Linked DNA regions of Homo sapiens: region 1 is linked to region 2. The links are chromatin loops, found by intact Hi-C in ENCODE. Cell type or tissue: heart right ventricle. All regions are shown on one strand. Links, peaks and the distances in the headings refer to the core of each region. The heading gives the core; the rest is flanking DNA. Region 1 overlaps COL27A1 (collagen type XXVII alpha 1 chain). Region 2 overlaps COL27A1 (collagen type XXVII alpha 1 chain).

Region 1 (11,445 bases), core at 2,200-10,199, 51 kb before region 2:
TGGACCTGGAACACCTCGCTTGTGAAATAAGTATGCCATCACCACTTGCCCACACCTCCTTGCAGAGCAACGGCCATGCACGCAGCAGGTGTGAAAGGGCTTTGGCAATCTTGTGTTCCAAGTGCTCATCTCATTTAACTAATAAGGAAACAGGCTCAGAGAAGGTGATCCACCTGAGGCCACACAGCAGGGCTCTCCTCCCTCAGCCGCCCGCCCTCCCCTACCCACCTTCCCCTACCCACCTTCCTCACCCAGGTTGGTCTCTCCTGGCCCCCCAGCCCCTCTGGGGGTTTGATGAGAGAAGGGTCTTTTCAACCTCCCCTGCAGGGCCTGCTCCTGGCTCCCCACACGCTGGCTCCACCCTGAGTCTCCTCAACACCCACCTGCTGCCCCAGGCATCAATGTACTTACAATGAGGCCGGGGACTCCAGGGGGGCCTGGCAGGCCCAGTTCTCCCTGCAGATAGAGAGAGACCAAGGTGGTTACTTGTCCCATCTCCCTCCAGGGCCCCTCCCTCCATGTCATCCTCCACACAGGCACCTGGTGGGGTCTTTCAGAGCTGAACACTCCTTATTCCTGACCACAGGCTCCAGCGACTTTCCTGAGCCTGGCCTGGAGTTTGGACCACAGCCATCCCCTCTCTGCCATCAGCTTTCCACATCTGTCAAATGGGGAGGTCGGACTTCCAAATCCAGTATCTTCCCATTGGAAGCATAAAGGAAGGAGCGGAATCGCGATCAAGGTCATACAGACGTGCATGGTGCTTGACATTTCACGCTCATTTTACAGACAGGAAAACTGAAGCTCCAGAGGTTAAGTGATTCACCCAAGGCCAGGTGCAAGGAAATGACAAAGCCATGAGGGCTCCAAGCTGAGAGCCTCTAAGCCAGCCTCCTTCCCTTTCTCAGCCGGGAGGTGCTGTGGCCCTTGGAGAATCCTCCCCAGCACCCCACACCCTCACATTTCCTTCTTCCAGGGGCCCCCAGAGACTGGAAAGAGTTCTAGCCTGGGAGTCAGGAGACGAGGCTGTGTGTGTGATTTATCCCCCTATACCTCAGTTTTCTCGTCTTAAACATGGATCTTCCATGGCCCACATGAGAAATGACAGGTGGAAGGGTTTGAGTCAAGTTCAAAATGGAAAAGTGAGAATAAAACTCCAGGGCTCTAGACATTGTAATTAGCAATGAGAAGTAAGCAACAGCCTTCACTTCAAATGAGAGGAAGAAATGGACATCAGGTCTTTTCTGTTCCTCTATGCCAGCAGCATAAAGACATCCCTGCCGCTCGCCAAGGAAACTCGCAGAATGATACTGCATATCGCTAATAGTTAATCTAACAAATGCTGTATTGAGGGAGAGGCTCTGGTTTCCCCTCACCCCATGCCTTTGCTGGTGCCCCTTCCTCCACCTGCAATGTCTCCCCACCTATCTCCTCATCCCAATGCAAATGTTACTTCCCTGTTCCCTTCTCCAAAGAGGCACCTGGGACCTCTCTGATCCCACCCATCCCACTGCCTGTTGTGTGACAGAGGAGGGCAATGGCCCATGAACTCCTCAAAGGCAGGACTATACCCCGGATTACCCAGTATTTTACACAGCCTCACCCACTGAACCTGTGTGATGAGGCAACACCTTGGCTGCCCTCCTGTCATTCTCACAACGGCTTCTTTTTTTTTTTTTTTTTTGAGACAGAGTCTCACTCTCTTGCCCAGGCTGGAGTGTAGTGGCGTGATCTTGGCTCACTGCAACCTCCACCTCCTGGGTTCAAGCAATTCTCCCCCATCAGCCTCCCAAGTACCTGGGATTACAGATGCCTGCCACCACGCCCAGCTAATTTTTTGTATTTTTAGTAGAGACGGGGTTTTGCCATGTTGGCCAGGGTGGTCTTGAACTCCTGGCCTCAAGTGATCTAGCCGCCTCGGCCTCCCAAAGTGCTGGGATTACAGACGTGAGCCACTGCGCCCGGCCTCAGGCTGGAATTCTGATCCCCCCAATTTGCAGACAAGGAAACTGAGATTCAGGGAGGTGAATGGATTTTTCCAAGCTCACACACCTGACAAGTGGTACAACAAAATTCAAACCCAGGTCCGCAGGGTTCTGAGGTCAAGGCTATAATCCCCAAGGGAGCCTGGCTGGGTCAGGCTCAGGGAGCATTTGTGGAACTGAATTAGCGCCTAATCGGGTGCTGGTTATGAACGCAGCAGCCACCACTGCAGAGGGCACAGCTGGCACAGCTGCTCAGGCAGGAAGCCCCAGGGGGAGATGGGGAACCATGAACACCTTCTCCCACCAGGGCCTGGAGCTGGGAAGGGAAAGACAGACTCGGCTCCCCAGGGCAGGCTGACCTGGCTCCTCGGGGAACAGAGCCTGGGCCTCTAATTATTTACAAACTCTATAAACATGCCTGTGGTGGAGATTCCTTTGGAACTCAGCTCTTCCTTTTCTCCAAACACGGCCTGCAGACCGTTTGCTTCCCCATGCCTCTGCCGGCCCATAAACATTGCTGATGCTGTGTAAGATGGCAGCAGCTGGGGCCTCTCCAGTGGGGAGTGACCCATGAACCTTCCAAAGTCCTGGAAATGGGGTGCAGCCTGGAGCTTTGGACCCAGGGGCTCAGTGGGCTGGGGACTCTTACAGGGGGGCGACGGTGCAGCCGCAGTAGACAGGAGCCTAGCGTTTAGAGACGTCATGTAATTTGTCCAAGGGTGCCCAGCTGGTACTTCACAGGGCTGGGATTTGACCCAGGTCTGTCTGACCCTAAAGCGTGGGCTCCTAAAATCTGCTGTGTGTTCACTCAGAATCTCGCTCCTGTTCCCAAAGACTTGAAATACTCACAGGATTTCCATCCAGTCCAGGAGGGCCTCTTTCCCCAAAGACTCCAGGAAACCCCTGGAGGGCATGAGAGAGAACAAACATCTGTAGGTTAGTGTTGTCACCTTCAGGGTGGGCTTTGATCCAGACCCCCAGGGGGGACACAAGGACAATGTCCAAGCAGTCTCACTCCTTGGTCATGGGCAGACAGTGCGGTCCTGAGGTCACCCCTACCATCGACAAGCACCTGAACATAAAGAATTTCTCAGGGATCCTTTTATTTTCTACTAAGTCTCTGAAAAGAAAATGATACCCAGCTCCCCAGCATGAAAATGCCAATCCCCTATTCTGAGATCTGGTCCTGATGGAATGGGAAAGACAGAGACTAGGGGCAGGAAGCTGGATCTATGCCAGTTTTAAGAGCCTCTGTTTCCCCACTGGTCAAGGAGGAGAAGGCCTCTGTTGCATTTCCCAGCTCAGACCTTCTCTGATTGTGGCACGTTCTTCAAAAGCCACCCAGTGAACTCATGATCCCCATTTGACAGATAAAGGAAACGAGGCTGTGAAAGAGTGAAGTGGCAAGGTCACACAAAGTCACACCACCAGTGAACATGAGCACAGCCTCCATAGGTGTTCAGCAGCTCAGAGAGATGCTGAGCTGCCCGGCCCAGGCAGGTCTGGCCCTCTCGCCCCATCCCTGACCCCACTCTGGAGGCCGCTCCACGCTCTGGGGAGATAGGCAGCTGGAAAAATATCAGCTGTAAGGACGCCTTCGGGGGCCGGGGACAGAACTCCATTCCTACTTCAAAAGGAAAAGAAAGTCCTCAAGCTTGGAGTTGGGGGAAACCTGTTCTCCTCCCCTCCTTGAATTCAAATCATTGTTTTTCCAGGGAAATGTAATTAAAAAAAAAAAAAAACAAAGCACATGTTTTCCTGACCAAGTGAATGCTGGGGCTATGATTCAAATGGTAAACATTCCTCATGGAGGATGATCCTGTTTTCGGTTTCTAATACTACTGGAGGAGTCCAGTGAGTACACTAAACCCAAAAGACCAAACCTACAAACAAAACCCAAACCAAAGTCTCTACTGGTTAGGCAAAGACACCTTGAAATGTGTGTATGTAACCAGGTGTTTAGCCTGGCCCTGCCCCGCAGCCCTACTCCCTTTAAATCTCTCCCCTGCCAGGAAGTCCTCTTGGATTGACATTCACCCCATAGAAGGTGTGGCTTCATTCAGACACCAAAAGGAGGAAACGAGAAGACGATAATGAAATTCAGACCAAGGTAGTCACTTTGCATGCAAGACTTCATTTTGCATTTGATATCTATCTTTGAGGGAAAAGTTATCAGTCCCATTTCACAGATGGGAAAATTGAGACTCGGTTAGGCAACATCACATGGCCAAGGTCATAAAGCAAGCAGAGCCCAGGTCCACCTCTGGAGTTTGGCATGTTCATATGAGCTATGCACGGGCAAAGCCTGGTATGTAGAAGCTGCTCAAACGCGTGTCCAACTGGTTGCAGAGGGTGGCAGAGGAGTGTGGCAGGGGAGGGTGTGTGTGTGTTTCCAGATCATGTCTTTGTGGGGGCATATCTGACCTTACCCAAGCTTCCTCCCCCACATCTTTAGGGTCTCCCCTGGTAAATTCCAGTCTCACCTAAACCAGCTCTTCTTGGTCATGCTGAAGGTAGATCGTCTCACCTCCTGGGACAAGAATCAGCCAGGTGGGCTGTGTCCAGGGGATCCTTCTTTTTTTTTCATGATACAGGGTCTCACTCTGTCATCCAGGCTGAAGTGCAGTGGTGTGATAACTGCTCACTGCAACCTCTGCCTCCTAGTGATCCTGCCGCCTCAGCCTCCCAAGTAGCTGGGATTACAGATGCACACCACTACACCTGGCTAATTTTTGTATTTTTGGTAAAGATGGGGTTTCTCCATGTTGCCCAAGCTGGTCTCGAACTCCTGGGCTCAAGCGATCTGCCTGCCTTGGCCTCCCAAAGTGTTGGGATTACAGGTGTGAGCCATGGCGTCCAGCCAGGGCACCTTCTGAAGGCATTGAGTTCCCACCTCTGGCCTCTGAACTTTGGGGTAGAAGGACCTGGTAGGAGAGGAAAGCAACTCCTTGAGACAAGGGCAATGTTGTCTGGCTGGGCACCTGGCTGACTCCACATGGCCTACAAGGGACAGAACTTGTAGTCCTGCCCTGTTCTCCAAGTCCAGCATATGGAGATGGCCTGCAGATGAGCCCTGGCTCTCCTCTAGGCTGGCTGTCTGACCTTGGGCAGGCCCCCACACTTGACCCTCTGTCCTGCTCAGGTTGGAGGTGTGTGATCTCTAAGGATCCTTTAGGACCCTGTGATGCCCAATATATTCACATACAGCAGCTGCCAGGCAGGTCTCAGACCCATGGGTCTGCATTCAGAGGCCATTCCAGGCTGGCCAGCCTGCCCCAAGACAGTCCTGACTGCACCACCCACAGGCCTCTTGGGGCCTCAGTTCTCTTTGCCATCCAAAAGGGAGTGCTGTGAGGATGAGCTGAGATGCCACATGAAGGGTGCCTCAGTGAGGGTGCCTCACTGCCACATGGGAGGCCTCAGCCATGTGAGGGAATGTCTCTGAGGTATAAGCAAGGGAGAGACGGTCATCAGAATTTTGAGTCAGTTTCTGGAGGGGAGTAACCTCTGCAGACAAAATGCAGCCTGAGTCTAGCCAGAGGGCGATGATGGTGGGATGAAACAATCATAGCAACAGTAAACCCCAACAGCGTGACCACCCAACAGGTCCTATTATTGGCTGCATTTTTGAGATGAGGAAACTGTGATTCTGAAAGGCTAGGAAATGTTTCCAAAGTCACACAGCCCTGGCATAGCAGAGATGAGATTCGAACCTAGGCAGTGTGACTCCAGAAGCTGTTCTCTTAGCTACAACTGGACACTGAATGAACAGATGAACTAGAACCAGCCTACAGGCTCTCCGAGGGCTCATTAGAGCCCTGAGCTAATGTGCAAAAAGGAATGGCATGATTGATGCTGAGGACTGGTTCTGCTTGGACACGCTGAGGGCCTCCGGGAGTCAACCCCTGTCTCCATCTTCAATCTCCCTTCCAATGGAGGGGTCAAGCAGATGACCTCTAGGAATCTAGGGTTTGTAATTAAGAGCACAGTGGTTGGAAAAAAGAGCTTTAAAGGTGCTGGAACAAATCTCTGATTGGAACAATCACAGATGGTCTAAGGATGAAAGGACCCGAGACGTTCTTGATGTTCACCACCTCATTACACCAATGGGGAGACTGCAGCCCAGAACACACCCAAGACCCCCTCACCCACTACCTTGCCTCATCCCTCCGCTACTAAGTGGCAGAGCCATTTCCAGCAGTCACCCCAGAGCTCCCTGGGTCTTAGGGTGGCGGCTGCTGAGCTGGAATGTATAGCCCCCACTTCAACCCCATCTGCTTCCCTCTCTCTGGCCATGCCTGCATGTGTAAGGCGACCACATGGCATGCATGCCCAGCCTGGCCAGCAGCAGGGACCTTCCTCCACATGCCCGAGCTCCTGGCTGCAGCAGGCTGGCCCCAGGCCCAAGGAATGAGCTTGGCTCCCTGCCAGGGCCCCAGCCACGTGGTTTCTCTACTTTCCCAGGTCGGGCCCCTCTGGAGAACTGAACACTTCATACTTGGAGCAGAACAAGGCCCAAGAGGAGATAGAACAAGGCTAAGGAGTGAGACTCTGCATTCTCTCTTGGCCACAACAACTCAGAGGAATAGAGCTGAGGACAGGGACGGTCCTCGCCACCACATCCAAAGCAGGATGCCAAGGAGAACTCAGAAGGCCATCTCCTCCACTCTTCTGCCTCCAGGAAGTGTCCACCCCAACCGTGTGCTCCAGCGGGTAGGATACAGGGGCAGAGAAGCAAGAAACATCTAGAATCCAAAGTCCCCCTCATGCTCCTAAGGCTCAGGTCCCTGGCCTGCAAAACAGTCAGCACTGTCCCACTCACCTGGCAGGGCTGGGCTGAAGAAACGGTGAGATGTTTCTAATGCAGCCCCTGGTCAACTCTAATGTGCCATCACTACACTAGTTAGGGTTTATATCAAGAGTGGGAATATTTAATAACCTCTAGGAGAAGCCCGCAAAAGGATCTTGGAGAACTTCTTACCAGGTGGACATTCTCCAAGGCCTGGAAGTTCCTGCTTAAGTCTAACCTGCATCCTTCCTGCTGCACTCGAAGCAGCCATATTCTTTTCTAGGTGTGCAGGCTCCAAGCGTGCTGACATGGAAAGACCCCTGAACTTTCCCAGCCCCTTTCTCTCGTGGTCTAAACATGTTTTTACCCTGCCCTCCTGAAATCCACTAGGAAATCTACTCAAGAAAAGTCGCCTCAGGGGACAAGGAGAAAATAGGAAGGCAGAGTTCTCTCCAGGATTCCAGGGGCACCAACAGCCTGGGTCAGCTCTGGTTCACATCTGGGTCACTGGAGACCACACCCCCAGCTCACAGCATCACCTCAGCTGAGAACCTTAATCTGCTTTGGCCTCAATTTCCCTACTTGGAAATAGGAATTCTCTGTTACTTGGCTGCTTGCTGCCTGTAATCTGAGAACTGGAAAGAGCCATGAACTTGAAGCCCAAATGCACTGTGTTAGAAGCCCTGCCTCCTCCCAGAGGACTGCGCGGCCTTGGGCAGGTCCCAGTCATCCCTGAACCACACCCCAGGGAGTCGGTGCCAGGGCTGGGCCCTTCCAGCTCTAAGCTTTAGGGTCTTCCCTCCGGACTCACTGCATGAGGCCAGCCTTGGCAGTCCTGGCCAGGGGCTGTGAGTAAAGCTGTGCATGGTGGCCTGCCTTGCAGGGCCATCCCAGCAGGCTTGAAAGTACATTTGGAGAAGACAGGTAGAAGGACTCACTGCAGCATCTTCCTAGCCTGCTCGTAGAGACCCTTGGCTGGGAAACATGGCTCAGTCTCTCACTGTGAGTGATACTGAGCCATGCCCAACAAGCCAGGACAGGCCAGGAGAAAGCCATTCAGCTCCAGCCAAGTTGGTAACATTTTCCACCTGGACCCCTCGCCAGAAAACCACAACACGTTCTCTTAGCAGGAGGTATGAGGAGGGATGAGAGCTGTGGACCAAGCTTTCCTCTGGAGGTTGAAGATGGGAGCAGAGAGAAGAGGGAGCCATGTGGAGAGTACCTTGCCCTGGAAAGCAAGTGTTCTGGATTCAAGTCTTGACTTTGCCAACAACTTGCTGTGAGATCTTAGGCAAGTGTCTTGCCCTCCCTGGGCTATGTCTGCTTATCTGTCTGAAAAAGAGTTTGGGCCAGGCCATCACGAAGGTTCCTATAGCTCTGATGTGCTTTGACCTCCACTGTCTCTTCCTCAGCTCCCGTTAGTAAAAGACTCTGACACATCACCCTTCCAAACTGGATACTGAGGAGGCCGCATGCACGGGCCCAAGGTTTTGCCTGCTGGGGAAAGACTGACTACAGCAAAATCATCACCAGCCCTGCCAGAAATGACGCCAGCTGCAATCTGGCATGAAGGAATTCAGCTCATTCCCCTGTCACTTCCTTTTCTTAATAAGTGCCTAGAAACTGTCTGGCCTAAAGCTTGGATAAGGAGGAAAAACCATTCACGACAGGAGCCCCCAACCCTACCAGACAGATCAAGGGGTTGGGAGCAACAGCAACAGAGGGATGGCCCTAAAGACTGTCCAGGGTCTTTAGGCTGAGAGGCATGGCAGACTCAGAGGCCCAGCGGAGACAGAGACCAAGCTGTAGGGACTCAGCCGATGTGAAGTCCCATTACGTACACATTAAATCATATCTGATGCAGATCTCGCCGATTTGCTGGCCATGGTGGCTGGAACAGAGTTGAGGGTATTTTCATGGCTCTCAAGGGTATTGCACAGGTCTAGGGCTGAAAAGATGTTTCCCTCCACCCACATCTGACACCCCAGTGCCAGGGAACAACACGCCTGTCATGAAGATCAGAGCCTAGTCTTAGAAAGTTAAAGGCAAGAAGCAAGGAAGCAGACAGAAGTTCTCAGTCTGGCAAGGCTCAGAGTGTCTATGGACAAATGGCTTTGACAGTCTAAGCCTCAGTTTTCTCATCTGGAAAATGGGGATAATCGATCTTGCCTTAAAGGTTCACTGGGAGAATCGCATGTGGTTCAAATACTATGCACACCGAGGGCCTCAATACTCGTTGCTTCCTTTCACTTGCAGGGGACTTAGGGTGGCAACCATGCCTTCTTCTGGTTATTCATCGTGTTTATTGATTGTCTCTACCCTTAAAATTTGAGCTTCATGACAACAGAGATTTTTGTCTGTTTTGGCTACAGTGTTATCCTTAGTGCCTGGCATAGAGTAATATATTCAACAAATAATCTTTGGTTGAATGAGGAATGAATGAGTGGCCTTATCTCACACAGGCAGGATAATGGGACCTCAAACCTGGGACTGCCTTCTCAGCCAGGCCATGAACAGGGTAACTTTGTGCTCCAAGAAGAACACAGGTACATGGCAGGGAGAAGGTGGATGAAGGGGCCGCCAGGAGGGGAGATGAGGAGGATGCAGAGGATGGAGTAGAAGGGGGAAACTGAGGCATGGCCCTGCTGACATTCCTTGCTGTGTCCGGTTGGAGAAGAGGCCATAACATGTCCAGGCTTTCATGGGTCTTACCTCTTCCATGCTCAGGAGACTCCGTACCCCAAGCTCTAAACAGCTACACTCTGGCACTGGAGTTGAAAGCTCTGGTTGTGTTCTAATCCAACTGTGACACTGAGCAGCCATGTGACCTTGACCTAATCATTTACCTCTCCGAGAAGCGATCTCATCTGTAAAGGAGCAACGCCTGGCCCTTGGTAAGGCTCCCAGGATGTGTCTGAACAAATCCCCCAAAGGTGGCCCTGGAGGCTGGCCTGAGTGTTGGGGCAGGGCCCAGCTGAGATCGCCTAAGCAAGTCAAATCCTCCCACTCTGCAACTTAAACCATGGGAAACCAGACCCAGCAAAGGTGAAGTCATTGGCTTAGTGTCACACAATACAGAGATCCCCTCAGCCATCCAGGAAACCTTATTCCGGGCGGCTCTATTTATTGAGCACTTACTATGTGACAAGCACAATGGTCTTATGAGCCATACTATTGTCCCCATTTCTCGGAAGAGAAAACTGTGGTTCAGAAAATTTGAACCAAGCCTGCTCCTTCCCCAGGGCCTTTGCCTGGAAAGGCACACAGCTTCCACGCTTACCTCATTGAGATTCTTCATAAAGCGAGGGAGACTTTCTGGACTAACTTATTCAAGATCCCAACCCTCAAGTACTCCCTGTCTCCCTATCCTACTCTCTCTTAGATTCAGCACTACCTAACCTTCATTTAATTGTTCATTCTTCCATTTCCCCATTCAGTGATTGGGTATCTGTCTGTCTGCCCCAAGAGAGTGGGAACTTTGTCTTATCCACTGCTCTGCCAGAACAAAGCAAAATGCTTGGCCCATAGCAGGCATTCAACAGATATTCATGGGATGAACAGATAATCACTGGATGAACAAATCTCCTTGCCTGAGGTCATGCTGGCTTGAGGGACAACCCCATGTGCCAGCCCAGCCCTCTCAGACTCCAGGTCCTTGCCCTGAAGCTGGGAGCATCAGGTGCTGCTCCTTGCCCAGGTCTAGGTGTCAGGTGTTGGACCTTAGAGAAGACTGCCTGTTCGGGCCACAGAGGGGTCTAGGTTGGGGGTGGAGGGACCTCCTCTGTCAGCTCTTTGAGGCTTTTTTCTTTTCTTTGTTTTTCCTCTTTGGCCCCCAGAGGGCCCAGGTTAAACGCTCCAACAGCTAACATGCCCATCAGTGGCAGAAGCACGGAGAGGCCCCTCTGAGCACTCTCGAATGCTCCAGGCCTCCTCTTCATACTCCCTTCCTCACCAACCACCAGCGATGGGAGGCCCAGACTTGGTCTGACCATGGTTCCAAGTCAAGGAGTCAACCTGCAGGGCAGTGGCAGAGGGACCCTGGTATCTCATTCTGCCTCTCAGAGCCTCAGTTTCCCGCTTCTCAATAATTGGAATGAATGATCTTCCTTCCAGGCGAAGAGTCTAGGGAACCTATTTTTATAATATGACTGCCAACTAGGGACCCTGAGAGGCTGCCTCAAGCAGCCACTGAGATCAAAGACACCGGGAACAAACCAACTGAGTTCCAATCCTGGCTGCATTGTTTACTCATCGTGCAAGTGACTTAATCTCTCCGTGCCTTGGCTCTTTCTCCATGTTCTGCACATGTCCAAACAAAGGGAAAAACAATTTCCTCCCATGATGGGGAGCCATAGAGAAAGCTGGTGAATTGGGGGTCACCGCTGAGCCCCTCTTTCGGTCATGCCTGCTGTGGGCACTGCCCATAAACCCCATTGTCCTCTGGCTTTGCGTGTGCATGAGCAAACTGGACAGAGCCGGATGACACCAAGACGATGTGGAGACTGAGTGTTCCCTGAGATGGGAGCAGAGTCACCTGGTCTAGCCAAGGTCCCCCGGTCACAGCAGACCCACAGACACAAATACCTTAGACAGAAGCCCCCAGACACAGAACTGCACTGGAGAGCCACTGATGCCCACAGGGAGACAGGAGCTACCCCAGAGGGGTCCAGA
Region 2 (11,445 bases), core at 1,088-9,087:
CACAAGAAAGTGGTGGCTCCCAACTCTCTACGCTGCCAATTTCAGAACACGGAACTTGAGCAGAACGTTGACATAATTGCAAAGCAATGCATACAGTTTCCATAAGTTCGACAATATGGTTATAATAAAGGCAGACTCTCCGTCCTCTTGGAGACAGGCTGGATAAATATTATTCCTAATGATTATTAAAACTCATTAAGTGTGTTTGGAAGGCCTGGGAATTCCCAGCATCTGCCACTGTCTCCACATTGTAGGGAGCCCTAACCTCAAACACAGAGCCCAGTGGGAGAGCCGGCTTCAGGAAGGAGAGAGAGAGGCCACCACACGGTGGTCATCTCCAAGGCGGGAGAACAGAGCAGAGCCCTGAGCCTTCTGGAAACGCCATCCCATCATTCCCCACCCGGAGGAATTGGCCTCCAGCTGTGGGAAGGTCGTTGCCCCTAGAGACGGTCCCAGGCAAGCCGGAGGCATCGACCCTGAGACCATCCTGCAAATCGTGTTCTTTCTTCTCCCTTCCTCTTCCTTCTGGCCCACGCTGACCTTCTGCACCCCAAACTCCTACCGGGGGTTACAAATCAAACCCCTGCAGGTGCCAGGCAGGCAGGTAACATAAACGGGTGAAAGGACTGGTCGGAAGACTCAGTCAGGAGAAGTGGGGACCAGCACAGACAGGAGTGGACTTGTCCTAACGGGGTGGCTCAAGCACCATCGCATCTCCCACTTTCCAAGAGAAGTTGGTTGCTGAGTCTTTTTATAAGAAATCTCTCACATTTTTAAAATGTTAGTAAGTTATTGGATTTTTAAAAAAGAACACTGCACGTGCCAAACAAAACATATCCAGAGCTCCCCATGTGTGACCTTTGTCTGCAACTCTCAGACAAGCTGATGGGCCAGAAGGACCCCTGCTCCATGAGCTGGGAGAACGGGGCTTTGGAAGCTGCTTACTCACTGCATGATCTGGAGCCAGTCAGCTACGGGCCTTCCTTAAGCTGTTCGAGCTTTGCAGCTGGGTTAGCAAAGAACGGGCTTGGACCTGGGCCAACCAAAGCCCAGGGATGCTCTTCACCTGGGGGTAGCCACCAGACTTGAGTCTGTCCCAGCGGATCATGAATCTGGAGCAGGGTGGGCAATGATGCATTTAGCAGAGCCAGAGGAGCCGGGGGCCTGGCTGGAGCCAAGGATGTACCCATAACCAGCTCCCTGCTCTAAGCTGCTCCTTTTCCTGTCTTTACTAGGGGCAACCACTTGACCAATGCCCCAGTCCCCCACTGGAGCTCCAAGCAGCATGCAGACCCCACTCAGTCTTACCGGCAAGCCACAGTCTCCCTTGGGTCCCGGAGGCCCCATCAGCAGAGGGAAAGGCGTAGATCCTGCCAGGTGGAAGATCGAATAGCCACTGCTCGTGGGCCGGGGGCTGGAGGACAGGAATTGCGCCGGGGCCAATACCAGGGCCGGGGTGGTCTGCTGACTGGGCTGGGGCTGTCTGGGGCTAGGCCTGGTTGTCAGATCGCTCAAGGGGACATCCCTGGCTGCCTTCCCAGGTCTGAGGGGGACAGGCTTCCGGGGGCTGCTCTTGGGTCCGGCTTTCTTTGAGGCTTCCGATCCAATGGGCTTCTTGCTTCCAGTGGGAGCTGAGCCAGGAGTGGGGACGGCAGGTGCTGTTCTGGGAGTGCTGGTGCCCGAAGTTGGAGGTACCATCGTGGCTGGTGGCCGAGTACTCCTGGTAGAACCAGGAGTAGGGGCAGGAGATGAGGATAAAGCAGTAAATGGGGGAGGTTTGTGGGTGCTGGTGCGGGCAGAGGCCGGCTTACTGGCATGGCTGGTTATCTTGGCCTCAGTCCGAGCTAGTGTGGGAATGGGTTTTTTAGAGGAGCTGGTGGTAGGAGGTAGGGGCCGGGTGCTGGGCGGTGGGGGCCTGGGCATTCCCGGGTTCCTCTGGATGGGCTTCTCTGCGGGACGGGAGACTCTGGCAGGAACTGGACGGGAAGTAGGTGGCACTTGCTTCTGAGTGGGTAGGGCTGACTTTGTAAATGAAGATGGAGCTGTTTTCTGGGTAGGATGGGGGCTTTTGATGGGCACAATTGAAGTAGAAGGGGCCGAAGGCTTGGTAGGGAGGCTTTTGGGGATTTTGGTGGCTGTGATCTTCTGTGATGGTTGAGCGGCCGCAGGGCGAGGCGTTCTGGTAGAGCCGCCAACAGAGGCTGGGAGCATGGGATCAAGTGCGTTACTGGCTGACAGCTTGGCAGGTAGCAGCGGGGTTTGGGCTGGGCCTCCCACCGCCATATGCTGGTGAGGGTTTGTGGGGCTAGTCCTTTGGGGCTTGGTGGGCGTGGCGGGTGCCACAGTCCCCCTGGGTCCCCTGCCTGCTGGCAGTGACCCCAGGGCTGGTGTGGCAGTGGTCAAGTTCTCCAGGCCTAGCAGGGCGAGGTCGGACTGGAAGGTAAAAGGTCTGCCAGAGTCTTGGGAGAAGAGAGGTCCCAGTGGGGACTGGTACGTGTCAGCCTGTCCACACTGCTTCCTCAGGTGGGTACAGTAATTGTGAGCGACCTGCGTCACAGGGTAGATACTGAACTGGCAGAGAGCACCTTCAAACTGGACTGCATGCGGGTTCATCTTCCCAAAGAGGAAGGAGCCCCCAGGGTCGAGTGCAGGGTCCCTGTGGAAAGGCAGCAGGACAGGCACCCGGCGCTGCCCGCAGGCAGTCACCAGAGTGACTGTGCGGCCTCGGAGCTCGAGGGCCAGGTGGTGCCAGCGCCCGTCGTGCATGTCGAGGTCGAAGGCCACTGAGCGCCGGGACCCGAGGTGGACGACCGTCTTGCCGGGGAGGAACTGCAGGCCCAGCTGCAGCTTGCGTTTCTGGCTGCGGACAGCGAAGAGGAAGGCATGGTTCACCCGGTGGGAGCAGAGGCTCAGCACCAGTGCCAGCTCTGTGCCCAAGGCGGCAGGAATGACGGTGCCCGTGGGAGCCTGGAGCCGGGCCCGCTGCGTAAAGATGAAGCCCGACTGGAAAGGAATGACTCCCGGGGGTGCAGGGCTCCCGGCCTTCGTCCAGCTGAGGCCCAGCCGCTGGAGGATGTCCACATCTGAGAGGGAGGGAAAAGGGGAGAGGACGCAGTCAGGGCCTGCTCCAGCCCACCCCACCCCCTACCCCCTAAGGGGCACAGGCAATGTGGACCGTCCACCCACAGCTACCTGGTCCTTTGTTCATTCATCTAAAAATGACACCGCCCCATGGTGGTGGCTGAGAGGGCAGCGTTGGAACTATCTGGCAGGGATTGTGACCCCTTATCTGGCTGCATAATCTTGCATGTTGGGGTTAAAAAACAGACTCTGGAGCCAAACTTCCTGAGTTCAAATCCTACCTCTAACACTTACTAATCTTGTGACTTTAGTGCCTCAGTTTTCCCATCTATTAAATGGGATAGTAACAGTCCCAACCTCAGAAGGATGTAACAATTACATGATGAATACATTTATTTTTAAGTGCCTGGTACAAAAGAAGCCCTTTCAAATAATAACTAATACTAAAAATAATGATAATAACCAAATGCTGTTGCTGAGAGTGTTAGAGGCTGCCCAACAATGACACGTTATACTCCTTTTTCTCCACCTGGAAAGCCATCTCCTCCAGGAAGCAGCCCCATAAGTGAGGGACCAGGATGACAAGAATAGACCTGTCACCAGAGCTTGGTAAAGATGTCCTAGGGGTCTGACAGGTTTCACCATCTCCTCAGGGACCCACCCATTCCCCTTCCCACTCCCGAGGTGTCTCTAGCAGGCTACGGGGCTGCCATCTGCTATCAGAAGGGTGATGGCATTTCCGCTGACTCCTCCTTCTCCCCACAGGACTCTGGGGAGAGGAGAGGAAGCAATCAAAGCATCCCTGCAACCTCTGTCCCCTGGCAAAGCGTATGGATATCTGACTGTGGTCTGGCCAGGTCACATCCGCCCAATAATTATGTCAGCAGGGCTTGCCAGAGCAAAAGAAAAGGAGGGCTTCCAGAGTGTTTATGGAAAGGCTTCCTGACCTTTCCCCTCCCAGGTCATTAGACCCCTTCAGTCAGCTGAGCTGCCAGTGTTGGCAAAGCAGGCTCCTGAGCTCTGACTCAGCAGGGAAGGAAAAGCTGCCTCTGGAATCTGAGTCTGGGTCAGGTCCTCAGGGCCCTTCCCCTAAGCTCAGCAAGATAGGCCCTGAGTACTGAATGCTCTCTCCCTATCACCCCCTGCAAAGGTTGTGCTGGGGGCTGAATGCAACACTTGGCATTTGGCCCTCAGCTGACAACTGGGAGATGGATGGATGGATGGATGGATGGATGGATGGATGGATAGATGAATGGATGGATGGATGAATGGATAAATGGATAGGTGGGTGGGTGGATGGATGGATGGATGGATGGATGGATTGATGGATGGATACATGGATGCATGAAAGGATAGATGAGTAGATGGATGTATAGATGGATGGATGAATAGATGAATAGATGGATGGATGGATGGGTGGATGGATGGATGGACAGATGGATGGATGGATAAATGAATGGATGGATGGATAGAAAAATGGATGGATGGATGAATAGATAAATGGATGGATAAATGGGCAGGTGAACAGGTAGATGGATGGACGGATGGATGGATAAATGGATGAATAGATGAAGGGATGGATGGATAGATAGATGAATGGATGGATAATGACTGGCTGGATGGATGGTGGGTGGATGAATGAATGGATGGACAGGTAGATGAATTGGTGGATGGATGGATAAATGGATGGATGAATGGATGGATGAATAGATGAAGGGATGGATGGATGGATGGATGGATAGATGGATGGATGATGGCTGGCTGGCTGTATGGGTGGATGGATGAATTGATGGATAGATAGGTAGATGAATTGGTGGATGGATTGATGGATGGATGGATGGATGGATGGATGGATGGATGGATAAATAATGCCTGGCTGGCTGGATGGATGGGTAGGTGGATGAATGGATGGATGGATAGGTAGATGAATTGGTAGATGGATGGATGTATAATGGACGAATGAATAGATAAATGGATGAATGGATGGATGGGTGGATGAAAGGGTAGATGGATGGATGGATGGATGGATGGATGGATGGATAAATGGATGGATAAATGGATAGTAGATGAATAGGCAGATAAATGTATGGATGGGTGGATGGATGGATGGATGGATGAATAGATGAATAGATGGATGCATGGATAATGGCTGGCTGGATGGATGGATGGATGGGTGGGTGGATGAATGGATGGATGGATAGGTAGATGAATTGGTAGATAGATGGATGGATGGGTGAATGGATAGATAAATGGATGAATGGATGGATGGGTGGATGAAAGGGCAGATGAATGGATGGATGGATGGATATTGGATGGATGGATGAATGGATGGATGGATGGATGGATGATGGATAGATAAATGGATGGGTAAATGGATAGGCAGATGAATGGGTGGATGAATGGATAGAAGGACAGTTCCCTGGGGGAAATTGAGAACCTGAGTGCTGGCAGCATGTTATAATGGTTCTATAGCAGACTCTGGAGTCAGAAGGCCAAAATTTAGAGCCTGAGAAGACCAGCAGTGAGCCTCAGTTCCCTCCACTGTAAAACAGGGCTATAAAGTGCGCCTACACCATAGGGTTGTTAGGAGGATGAAATGGTCATCTTCCTCATCATCTTCACCCAAGCCCCACATTGAGTAACTCTGCTTAAGTGTCTTACTGACCCTTGGGCCTCAATTCCCTGCCTGTAAGACAAGAGAAACAGATCTTGAGATAGCACAGGTGTTACAATGTTCTAAGAATTCTATAGCTCTGTGTTGCTGGTTCAGGTTGGCTTGAGTTTAAGACCTTTATTCTTCCTTAGGACCCAAGGGGCTTTCATTTCATTTCAAACTCCTCTTTCCCATCCTTTCTCCCATCTGTCTGTCCTCAGGTTCTAAGCTAAAATAAACTACTGATTAAGGATTCTCTTAGTGGTATATGTTTTAGTCACTGAAACCCTCTTATTATCATGAAATACTATTCACTATTATTCACTATAGACTGGGACTTAGAATGGGAGGAGCCATTTGGTTGGACAAGAGGTAAGGGCAGGAAGCCACTTGGTCCTTCCTTTAGTCCCTGCTCAACAACCCCCGGAGGGCCCCTCAGGCCTGCTCACATCTTTCTCCACACATGGAATTTAGGGCTAACCTGCACTCACCCAAAGAGAGTCACAACTGGCTGGGCCAGGCAGCATGGGTGAGGTTTCCCCTATCCACTGGGTGGGTTTCTAAGCTGACAACCAGCAGTCTCCAGGTGTCCCCCAAAGACCATCTGCAGCTAAAGGGCAAAGTCTCAAGCCCTGACACCTGGCAAATGTGACCAGCACAGAGCTGCTATGAGTCAGACCACTGTGAGCCCTGCAGGGCATAGGAAAGGGCTGTTCTTGCCCAAACTTTTCAGGTAACTAATTAACAGCAATAAGAAAAACTAATACTTGTTGAGCACTTACTAGATACCAAATACTTTACAGGCATGATCTCACTTGATTCTCTCAGCAATCTATGGAGCAGGTACTCTTTATTATCCTCACTTTATAGAGGGGGCTCAGAAGAGTCAGAGGGAATAACTTGCAGCTTAAAAAAGGCACAGCCAAGGTTTGAACCCAGGCCACCTGACTCTGGGGTCTTTGTGCTTAGCCATGATGCTATTCTGCCTGGGGCCTCCCAGGCTTGTCGGAAAGCAGGGTGGAGACACATCCAGCACCCCATCAAGGGTGAAGAGATGGGGGACAGGGGAATGAATTCAGCCCAACGCCAAGATAGAAGGAGCCTGCCAGCTGGCCCCCACAAGATCCCTTCATTACATAAACCTGGCTCCACACAGCTCCAGCCTCTCCCCCCGCCCCCCGCCCCAGTGACTGACTCAGGACTCTGGACAGCTGTTCACCTACTTTGTGGGGGAAACAGCAAGCTTGGAAAATATGACATTTGCACAAAATGTTGCTGGGCAGCAGAAGTCTCTTCCGGGCACAGCCCTGCCCTCCCAGGGGCCCAATCCCTGCCGAGTGGCCAGGTCAGGCCACAGGGACTCCCGGCGTGCCGGGCTGCCTGCCCCAGCACACGGGCTGGGCGTGAAGGCGGGGGAAGGGCAGCTATTTTCAGAGGCATGCGGCTGCTTGACAAACAGATGTGGGAGAGGTTTCAGTTTCCCTGGGCAGATGTGAAGCCAGCCCATCGCTGCCCCGGCCCCCTGGACAGCCCCTCAGGGATAGCAGGGAAAAGTAGGATCTCACGGGAAGAGGAAGATGGGATCCCAGGCTTGGGCCATGAGAGTTAATGCTTAATGCCTTTTTTTTTTTTTTAGCAGTTCTTAGAGCACTCATTGGACAAACAGGGACAACTGAGGCTTAAAACCGGAGTAACTTACTCAAATTTTGCCCCAGAAAGGAACACAAGAATCACCCTTCCACATTTCTGCACAGAGTCCTTCCTACCCTTTTACAAAAACTTCAAATGCGATTCTTTTTTTTTTTGAGACGGAGTCTCGCTCTCTTGCCAGGCTGGAGTGCAGTGGCGTGATCTGGGCACACTGCAACCTCCGCCTCCTGGGTTGAAGCGATTCTCCTGCCTCAGCCTCCCGAGTAGCTGGGACTACAGGCACCTGCCACCACACCCAGCTAATTTTTGTATTTTTAGTAGAGATGGGGTTTCACCATGTTGGCCAGGATGGTCTCGATCTCCTGACCTCGTGATCCACCCACCTCGGCCTCCCAAAGCGCTGGGACTGCAGTCTTGAGCCTGGCCTCAAATGTCATTCTTTCAAGCCTAAAGAGAATTTGCCAATTATCATCTCCATTCTACTGATGGGAAAACTGAGGCATTGAGTTCCAATTACAGGCACGGCTGTCTCCTACCCCTGAGTTCTCAGGCCCCTTCCGTTCTCCTTTGTCTCCCCCTGGACAAAGAGAAGAGAGAATTACCTTCAGGAGCTCCTTGGGTGGAGGCCAGGTGACAGGCAAACGAGACTAAGATCCAGGAGAAGAGAAACCCCCTAGAGACCAGGAGACACAAGCAGAGGCGGCATCAGCTTCCACCCCTCACACCCGGATCCGGCTGGGGAAGCTGGGAGTGGAAACCAGTCCCAGTCTCACCCCAGTCCTGCCCACGGGAGGCAGGAGGCCAGGTACAGGCTCTAGGACCCCATCAGAGCAGCAGCCCACTCTTCCCGGCCTCCAGGCACAGCCTCTCAGTGAGGACCTGCTTATATAGACAAACACAGCCTCACTTCTCACAGATCAATTAGCCAACGTCAACGGGGAAGAAGCAGTGCATAGAAAGCCCTGCCCTGGTCATTGGAACATCTAGGGTCCAGCTCAAAATCTGATGCTGACTCAGTGAGCAACCAGGGGCCAGCCCCTCCCCTTCTCTGGGCCTCAGTCTCCCCATCTGTACTACAGCCTCATGATCTTTAGACCCTTCCCCAGACCCCAGCCAATGGGCAGCAGAGCCAGGGGTGAAAGGTCAGCGGGAAGACCAGGCTGGACTGCTTGGGAGACCAATTCCCACACAGGGCAGGAGAGAGGAGACCCCTTAACCAGAACCAGTGCTGTGTGAAGGCAGCTCCCAACTTGGCTTTATCCTAATGGAAAGTGGGAGAAAGAAAACAGAGGGGACGAGGGGGAGTTAGACAGAGCCACGTGCAAACCTGGCCTTGTCACTTATCAGCTGTATGACCCCGAATGAGTTGCTCAGCCTCTCTGAGCCTGTCTTATCTTCTGCAACATGGGCTGATATTCCCTATCTCACAGGCCGGGCATGAGGATTCAATAAGCTCATGCATGGCAAGGGCTCAGTCTGCTGCCAGCCACAAAAATACTCCCCTAGATGGTCCCCACTGTCCCTACACTCTAGGGCCAGGAAGGGTTAAAGCTCTGCTCTGTGGCTTTTGCCAAGATGGGCAAAGGCAATGATACAATTTCACCTTCCTGTGGGAGCAGCCACCAGTGACACCCGAAGCCACCTGGGGTATCTGATCCCCAGGCAGGCAGAGGGGAGGCCGGCACGTGGCCAGAGACAGGCGGGACACAGGCAAGAGAGCTGTGTCAGGTGGGTGGTGAGGGCTAAGGCTGGGACAGACAGGCCCAGGATGTATTTCCAAGAGGAAAGCTAGGATAGTGTGCTTCTGTGGAATCACATAATCTAGGAAACCTGTCTGCCAGGGTTGATAACTGGAACCCTAGGTTCTTCCCAGACTCCCTGGGCACCTTAGACGACAGCTTCTGTCACTGTGGGCATGGTGAAGACACTGGTGATTACATGCCCACAGCATCCCTCCTTCCTGCTTGCTCACGTAGGCATGGACTTAGAGGATCCTACATGAATCTGGATAAATCTAAGTTGATCCCGAGAATTTCATTTGCCATGCCAGTGACTGGTTTAGGCATGCATATATGACCCAAATGAGGCCAATAAGAGGTGAGGGATGCCTGTTAGGGACCCTGGGAAAGCATTTCAAAGGGACAGAGAAGGTTTTCTTCAAGTCTTTATATGTTGTTGAGTAAGGACATACTGCTCGGAGCTGCTGCAGTCATTTTGGGCACATAAGGTAACAAGCCCCATGAGCACGTGAGGATAGCAGAACAGAAAAATAGTGGGTGTCTGAAGACACTGTTGGGATGCTGAATTCACCAACCCTAGTACTGCTCTTCCTTGAGGCCTCTTGATATGGGAATAACCCCCCTTATCGTTTAAACTATTTTGAGTTGGGTCTTCAGTTACTTGCAGCATAATGTAAACCAGCTGAAATAGCACTCAGACGCCAGTGATGGTCCCCTGAACGCCTTCTCCAGCTCTGGGCTTTTGCACATGCTACTCCCATCATGTAGACACTACTCCTTTGCCTGGTCAGTTCCTACACATCCATTAGATCCCAGCTTGGGTGTCACCTCCCGCAGCTCACTGCACATGCCACACTACAGCAGGTCTCACATGTGTGGTCATTGTCTACTCTCCTATTTCCCTGTCTAGACGAAGTCTCTAAAGGGCAAGGATGCCTGTCTTATTCACTCTTTTTTTTTTTTTCATTTTTTTTTTTGAGACAGAGTCTCACAGTGTTGCCCAGGCTAGACTTGAACTCCAGGGCTCAAGCTATCCTCCCACCTCAGCCTCCCGAGTAGCTGAGATTACAGGCATGTGCCACCATGCCGGGCTTATATTTCCAGCCCCTGGCAGGCACACAGGAAGTGTCCAGTATATTTTTATAAGATGAATTAATATCACCTGATATGACAGGACTCTAGACTTTAAAAAACGGCCGGGCACGGTGGCTCACACCTGTAATCCCAGCACTTTGGGAGGCCGAGGCAGGCGGATCATGAGGTCAGGAGATCAAGACCATCCTGGCTAACACAGCGAAACCCCATCTCTACCAAAAATACAAAAAAATTAGCCAGGCGTGGTGGCGGGCGCCTGTAGTCCCAGCTACCTGGGAGGCTGAGGCAGGAGAATGGCGTGAACCCAGGAGGCGGAGCTTGCAGTGAGCCAAGTTCATGCCACTGCACTCCAGCCTGGGCGACAGAGCGAGACTCTGCCTCAAAAAAAAAAAAAAAAATAGACTTTAAAAAGTGTCTTCCCAAAGCCTTAATTCCCCTACTCTGACTTTTTCCAGAATTGCTCCAAGATAATCCTTGGTCCTTCCTCTTCATCCTCTCCAATCTGCTGCCACTGTTGTGAGAATGCCTTTTCATGGGGCCAGGCCCCCAGCTCACCATGGGCAACGACTAAAGGTCAAAGTGTCAAGCTGCCCTGGGGTTGCCTGGGGAGAAGGGCAGGGCCAACCTTTCTGGCATGACTTGCTTACTTGAAGCAAATGGCAATAGCATGAGCCCTGGAGAGAAATAAAAGGCAGCTTTGTTTAATTACACAAACGGAGAATACCAAGGCTCAGGGAAGGCAGGTACTTCCATCCTGGGCAACGTCTGGGCTCATAATTCTTCAGTAGTATTTCCCACACCCACCAGGGACATGCTTTCTAGGAAATTGGCCAGATACATTAGGGAAGAGCTGTACCCTGCATCCCAGTCTTGACAATCCGGAAAGCACAACTGTATATCAAAGGCTCGGAGAAATCCTGCAATAAAGAAGTTGACTGTACTTTCTGTCATTCAGCAGTCCCCAAATTTAGAATCATTTTTTCCATGAATGCCTCCTCAGAGGAGACTACCCCTTGCCTTCCTGTGTTCCTGCGATCCCATTTATTTCTGTTCCATCTCCTTCCAGCCCCCTCTCTTCCTGGCCCTTGTCTGGCACCTGCCCTCACTCCTTGAGTCCTTCATTGGATTATGTCACATACCAAACTTCCTAGGAAGTTTCCCAAACTGATAAAGAAAGGCGAGGTGGGGAAGAGAAGGTACAAAAACGACACATGTCCTTCTCGGTCA

Evidence for each region. Peaks named below come from ENCODE experiments on the same cell type or tissue, not always from the same donor. Only the 100,000 strongest peaks of a DNase experiment are listed, where the experiment ranks them.
Region 1: a loop joins it to region 2, with 2.0 times the contacts of the local background. A loop is called at or near these places in 32 of 110 quality-filtered maps.

The regions. Positions count from the first base shown.
Region 1 is chr9:114,211,234-114,222,678 of GRCh38, reverse strand. COL27A1 (collagen type XXVII alpha 1 chain) reads right to left here. Exons shown (of 61, transcript NM_032888.4): 13 at 2,835-2,888; 14 at 412-456. Among named protein-coding and RNA genes, the nearest start is that of MIR455, 7.5 kb to the right of the region's middle. RefSeq lists enhancers at 2,977-3,975, 6,303-6,803. In heart right ventricle, for the core only: no CTCF peak of the experiment used is centred there; DNase peaks (open chromatin) are centred at 6,398 and 8,298; H3K27ac peaks cover 899 bases.
Region 2 is chr9:114,159,327-114,170,771 of GRCh38, reverse strand. COL27A1 (collagen type XXVII alpha 1 chain) reads right to left here. Exons shown (of 61, transcript NM_032888.4): 2 at 7,987-8,057; 3 at 1,309-3,083. Among named protein-coding and RNA genes, the nearest start is that of COL27A1, 9.5 kb to the right of the region's middle. RefSeq lists an enhancer at 7,108-7,624. In heart right ventricle, for the core only: no CTCF peak of the experiment used is centred there; no DNase peak of the experiment used is centred there; H3K27ac peaks cover 546 bases.